2 separate regions of the Homo sapiens genome follow, and region 2 is linked to region 1. A link is a loop called in an ENCODE intact Hi-C map of the cell type or tissue named here. Cell type or tissue: Caco-2. All regions are shown on one strand. Links, peaks and the distances in the headings refer to the core of each region. The heading gives the core; the rest is flanking DNA. Region 1 overlaps USH2A (usherin). Region 2 overlaps USH2A (usherin).

Region 1 (2,935 bases), core at 1-2,500:
CTTGCTCAGGGGGTAATGGGTACCTTGGAGGGTGCACAGAGAGTTTACCTACCTATGTTACCACTCACCCCACCGTACCTCAGAATGTTGGCCCATTGTCTGTGATTCCACTAAGTGAATCATATGTTGTGATTTCTTGGCAACCACCATCCAAGCCAAATGGACCTAATTTGAGGTAAGAGAAGGTGACTATGATTTTTATGTTGCTGTAGTCCTTATCTCTCTGAGAAGTAGGGAAATGAAGGAGGCTTTTATTCCTATATGAACATAGAACTAATTTGGCATTGAATATCCCCTGACTCATAACTTTCATACACTATCATACTGTACACTTCAACTTATTATGGAAACATCAAAGTTTATCAATTTGAAGAACTAAAAACCCTTGAAACCACAATCACTATTGTCTAAGGATTCGCTACATAATCCATCACTTCATTTTCAACATATGCTTTTATTATATGTTAGGCAAACCTGATGTAGGTTCTATATGATACATTTGCACAAATGTACCTCAGAATTCTAAGGCTAACACAGTAATTCTTTGGCATGTTGTTAGCTTATGGAAACTTGTGAGGAGTGTGGTCAGGGAGCCCGATACGATGAAAGAAAAGAGCTGTGATTCAGAAATGGTTTTGCAACCACCCAAACTTGATACTTGGCCAAGAATACAAAGTTGATAATATTATCATCGTTTATAAAGTATTGATAGTCATAGGAAACCATTAACTTGATAAGCTTTGTGTATTTCTACTTTGTGCGAAACTGGCAGTAAAGATTTGGCACATCTAACTTAGAAGAAATCTAAAATGCTATCATTCTGGGAGATAATAGTAAAATGCGAATGTAACTGATTCTTCAAAATATTAAATATATGGAATTTGGTCCAGAAAAAAAAACGTTCATCTGAAACAAAACCACGTAACTGTAAACTTAAGATGTTATTCTTTATGCTTCCACGCATATATCACACGCACATGCCACAGAACAGCCTGAGTTTTGGTAATCTCAATATGAGTTGAGATAATCCTGATGTTCCTGCTTGTCTTTTGCTTTAGATATGAGCTTCTGAGACGTAAAATCCAGCAGCCACTTGCATCAAATCCCCCAGAAGATTTAAATCGGTGGCACAATATTTATTCAGGAACTCAGTGGCTTTATGAAGATAAGGGTCTTAGCAGGTGAGATTACAAAAACTATAAAAACAAATGCTGGCATTTAGTTCTGGGCATGTTGAATAGTTCAAAGTATCTCAGTGTCTTCATTGTGTGAGCGTGTTATCAGTTATGCAATAAAACATGTTTGGTTATTATCTGTGGCATTAATCACCCAGCTGTAACAGTCAGCATGTTTAATGTTTTCCATCTTAACTGCATGCTTAAAATAAGCCTTTTGAAGTTGAACTTGTAGATGTTCAAGCCTTAACCTATTGCCTTTGTCACGGCTCCATCTAGACATAAAACGTTATGGAAGAATTTGGAAATATTGAACACATACAAAATGGGGAAAATTCCTGGGCACTTGTAGAATGCTTGCTATTTCTAGAAATGGCTTATAAATGAATTATAATGACTTATAATTGATTGTAAGTTATTGATTCAGTCCGCAAAAGAAAACATTAGTGAACAGGATTGGGACTTGAAAGAATTCAATCTAGAGTTCAAAGACATTCAGTAAAGGCTAATAGGTGACAGTAGAAAAGGGTGCTACATGGGAGAGTTAGGAGATCTGGTTCTGCTTTAGCCTGTGCTGGAGAACTAGCTTTGTGACTTTAGGCCACAAAGCTTCACTACTTAAAAATCACTTAACTTCTCTGGGCTTCATTTTTGTTGTCCATAAAATGAGGTGATTTTATAGAATTAAATGACTTCTAAATCTTCATGAGTTCAAGCAATGTGATTAAATTTCAGAAAACATGAACGTTATTTTATGAAAACTCCTCGATCATATGTTTCAGTAACTTTTCTATGTGGGTCATTATTTTTCTAGACCCACCACTGGGTAGCTGTAGTCTGAACCCTGTTTACCATTCTAGCCTTGTCTCCCATCCCTTTCTTACCAAGGCCTCTGCATTCCAGCCACATTTGTATTGCATTCAGTACCTCCAACATACAACACTTGCTCTTTCAGCTTTTCCCCATAGTTGCCTTTTCCTGTTGCCTGACTAGATCATCTGCCACGTCTTAGCCTGGAGGTTTCTTCCTCTAGGAGGCCTTTCCTGCCAACACTCTTGCTGGTCTGATTCAGCTCCTCTGTAACATTTCCATAGGACATCCCCTAACATATCACTATTGTCATTGTAGTGTACTGGCCTGACTGCTTGTCTAAACACCACGTTATATTATCAGATCTACCATAAGGCAGGGGTGCGGTCTTCGTGACTCTGTCTTCAGTTCCTAGCATGGTGTCTGGCACATACCAGCACATAGTGCCCTACACCTGAATACTTAAAAATAGGTTAGCTCAATCAAGAATTAATTCACTGCTCTGTACCTTAGGAATATTAGCTGTAGTGTTCTTCTCTCTGGGGAATGGCAAAACTAAGGAAAATTCTCCTGTCCTCTTAAAAAGTTGTGGTGGGAAAACATCCTAGTTCTTGTAAGATTCTCAGAGAGAGGCATCTCGTAAATCTGATCAAGCAACAGAATGAACTATATGAAACTGCCACTTTTATAGGTGAAGATTGGTCAATTACTAGCAGATCCATGTTGCTTATCCTAAATTATAATGCTCATTATACTATTCTCAACTACTTTTAATTCATTATTTACTTAATTTGGCATCCCTATATGATTATCACTTCAGTAGAATAAATTCATTTATTTTTGCTTATTTGTGCTTACTGTGTGCTGAGGCACTGTGATAAGGAACAAAAGATAAATACATCTTAGCCCTTGACCTCAAAGAACTTATAATCTAGTGGAGGAACCCTTCC
Region 2 (2,935 bases), core at 157-2,656, 55 kb before region 1:
CACACATACACACACACACATATATATATCTGGATTTCTGCATGTTAAGAAAATTGGGAAATGATTTTGTTCAAGGCGTTACTTAAAGCCAAAATTTATATTTGCAATTTGAGCTTCCATTTTCTACTGCAAATGGTTCTCATTCCTGGTGTTCTAAATAACTAGTTCAATTGTATACTTAAAGTACTTCATTTGGCAAAAAGGGCAGGGTGCAGATGATAGAATAGGAAAATTCCATTTGCACTACTGGAAAACACCTTTAAATTCCTGATCCTAATAATTACAGTTCAGCAGGGCCACATTCATGTGTGAAATGTGATACAGTCTGCATATTTTTATTTTAAATATTTCTATAAAAATCGACCTATTCACAATTACCATTATTTTGATGTGCCTTCAGCTTCACCATGTTTTAACTCGTTGCGGGAAATAATCGCATTGAGGAAAACCCCTCTAGGGTTGACATGGATGGCCCTTGAACAGAAAGCATGCCTCAAAATGTTAAGAGCATGACTCTCAATTGAGTGCTAAAGAATGTGTGTTTTCTGAAAATCCTGAAGGCAAAGGACCCCAGGACATCCAGCATCTGCCCTGTAGCCCATCTCCCAGGAATGAGTATATTCTGAACTAAGGGAGAATGTCACAATCTTTTATCAGCAATCCGAAGGGCAGGTTAACCCCACTTCCAGTTATGAAGAGTATAAGAACACAAAGTGCTTTATCACTGGAGAAAAATAAAAGGGAATCTTCAGTTTGTATGGAACCGCTCCCCTGCAAAAAAGATTCATTACTTGTTGTATCATAAAACCACACACTATTATCTACCTTTTATGCCATTATTAAAATTAATGAATTGATGTTTACTAAAATACTTGAAACTGTAAATGTCAGAAGCTACATTACTTAAGAAAAGAATGCATAAAAGAAACTTTTGAGGCTGATCAACTCAGGTTAGTATCATATTTATTGAGACAATAATTTTAAAAGGGAATTGAATTTAGATATATTTATTTAAAAATTGAGACTGAAACCCAAAATAAAACAAACTCCCCCCGCTAAAATAAACCTTAGGTATTCATATCTTCATTTTTCACTTCAATACACATGCTAGGAAGGATAGAAAACTGTGATGGCTCTAAACCTTAGAATATAATATCCTTTACTCAAATTTAGAAATTAAAGAGTAATCAGTGCCATAATGGAGGTTTTAAGTTATATAGTAATACCTTTTCTACAGGATATATACAATATTTAATAAGCGTGTTTATTTTAGGGTATTTATACTGATTAAATAGTTTGTGATTTACAGTAATTTATATCATATTCATAAAATAGGGCAAATTTAATTCATTGTTTATGTTTTTAGGAATGTATGGTCTAATAATTTGTTATTTATACATATATCAAGATTCAATTAAAAATAGCAAGGTCCTACTGCTAACGGAATATGCGCTATGTGAATATACCTGTCAGTAAAAGGGTTAATATTATACAAATAGAAAGAAACTAAAATATTGTTTTATAGTGGTGCAGTCAAACTGAGTAAACCATTAACTGAGGCTTATCTTCATCTTTGCTCTGTGGATGCTTATCTGTGTCATTACCATAATGCACTGCAGGCCCACACTCTCTGGGCCTGATGCAATCCTCCACTTTATGTATTCAGAAATCTAGAATTTGGGAGTCAGTCCTTCACCAAAGAGGAAGCAAATGTCTTCAAAGACAGACAGTGATTCGCTAAAGTTTATTATGGCCATTAGGACATACTTTCTTTTTTCATTAGATTGTTGTTGATTACAATTAGGAAACGTATAGCTTTAAAATTATCTTTTTTATGACCTTGTGGCAGTTTAAAGGTGATACCTCATTGATTAAATAGGTTTTAGTTCATGCTTCCTTTTACTTAATGATCTGAAAACATATTATCCTGATTTACACATAAAAATCATGCTGAAAAGCATGTGGCATTCACTAGAATATGTGTGTTTAAGTAGAATTAAATTAGTACTGAGAGTTATTAAAGAAATCTTCCATGCCTTTGTCCAGTGAACTGTGTTTCATTCTGAAATGAATAATAAATGGACCAATATACGGAGGCAAACCAACTTATGGGCAGAGAAGGTTCTATATGCTATTTACTTTTCCATTATAGTTGGATTGTTATCATTATTGCCATTTCCTTGATTTCAATATTAGATCTCTCTTATGGTGATGTTGAATTCCTAGTATCTTTCAATGCTGGGTGATGCAAGATTTGTGATGATAATATCCTTAGCTATGCTTCTTTTGCATACTTTTAAAACATAATAAGAAAAGAGTTGGGCAAAATAAAATGCTCTTTTTTACTTCATCAAATATTTGCTATCAAATATGACCTGGAAAATCCCCTTTACCCGTTTAATCTGGCCAAATCCTACTCATTTTTTAGCCTCAAACCTAGAAATTGGTCTATCAGAAAGTCATGTTTTGCCAACAGAGGCTGAGATAGGGCCTTTCTGTATCCCAGAGAACAGTTACATTATACTGAAATTGCCTGTTTAATCTGTCACAATCACTGGTTATAAGATCCTATAGAGTAGGAACTGTTTCTTACTCACATTTCTATCTTCAGCACCTAGACTAAACCTGACACATGGTAGGTGCATAATGAATAATTGGTGAATGAATAAATTAGTCAAGATTGCTTAACGACTTGTTTTAAATTTTAAGCTTATTATTACTCAGGCCCTCCAGGCCTCATCTCAACCTCAGCAACCTTGTATTTTAGCCAGCTGTGAAAGAGACCTTCTCTGTACACCACTGTCCAATGTAGGAATGCTCTGGTTATGTAGATAAAATTGGGAGCTCAAACTGTAAGGAGGGTGAGTGTATTGGAGGTGAGAAATATTCTCAAGTTATGCCAACTCTTCATTCTTTTATTCTTCCCTATAGTGGT

What was found. A loop is a pair of places that touch in the nucleus more often than their neighbours do. Peaks named below come from ENCODE experiments on the same cell type or tissue, not always from the same donor. Only the 100,000 strongest peaks of a DNase experiment are listed, where the experiment ranks them.
Region 2: it touches region 1 in a loop (2.2-fold over the local background); 1 of 110 quality-filtered maps calls a loop at or near these places.

What each region holds. Positions count from the first base shown.
Region 1 is chr1:215,876,004-215,878,938 of GRCh38, reverse strand. USH2A (usherin) reads left to right here. Exons shown (of 72, transcript NM_206933.4): 42 at 1-175; 43 at 1,059-1,181. Among named protein-coding and RNA genes, the nearest start is that of USH2A-AS2, 190 kb to the left of the region's middle. In Caco-2, for the core only: no CTCF peak of the experiment used is centred there; no DNase peak of the experiment used is centred there.
Region 2 is chr1:215,931,432-215,934,366 of GRCh38, reverse strand. All of the region lies in intron 38 of USH2A (usherin), which reads left to right. Among named protein-coding and RNA genes, the nearest start is that of USH2A-AS2, 140 kb to the left of the region's middle. In Caco-2, for the core only: no CTCF peak of the experiment used is centred there; a DNase peak (open chromatin) is centred at 1,626.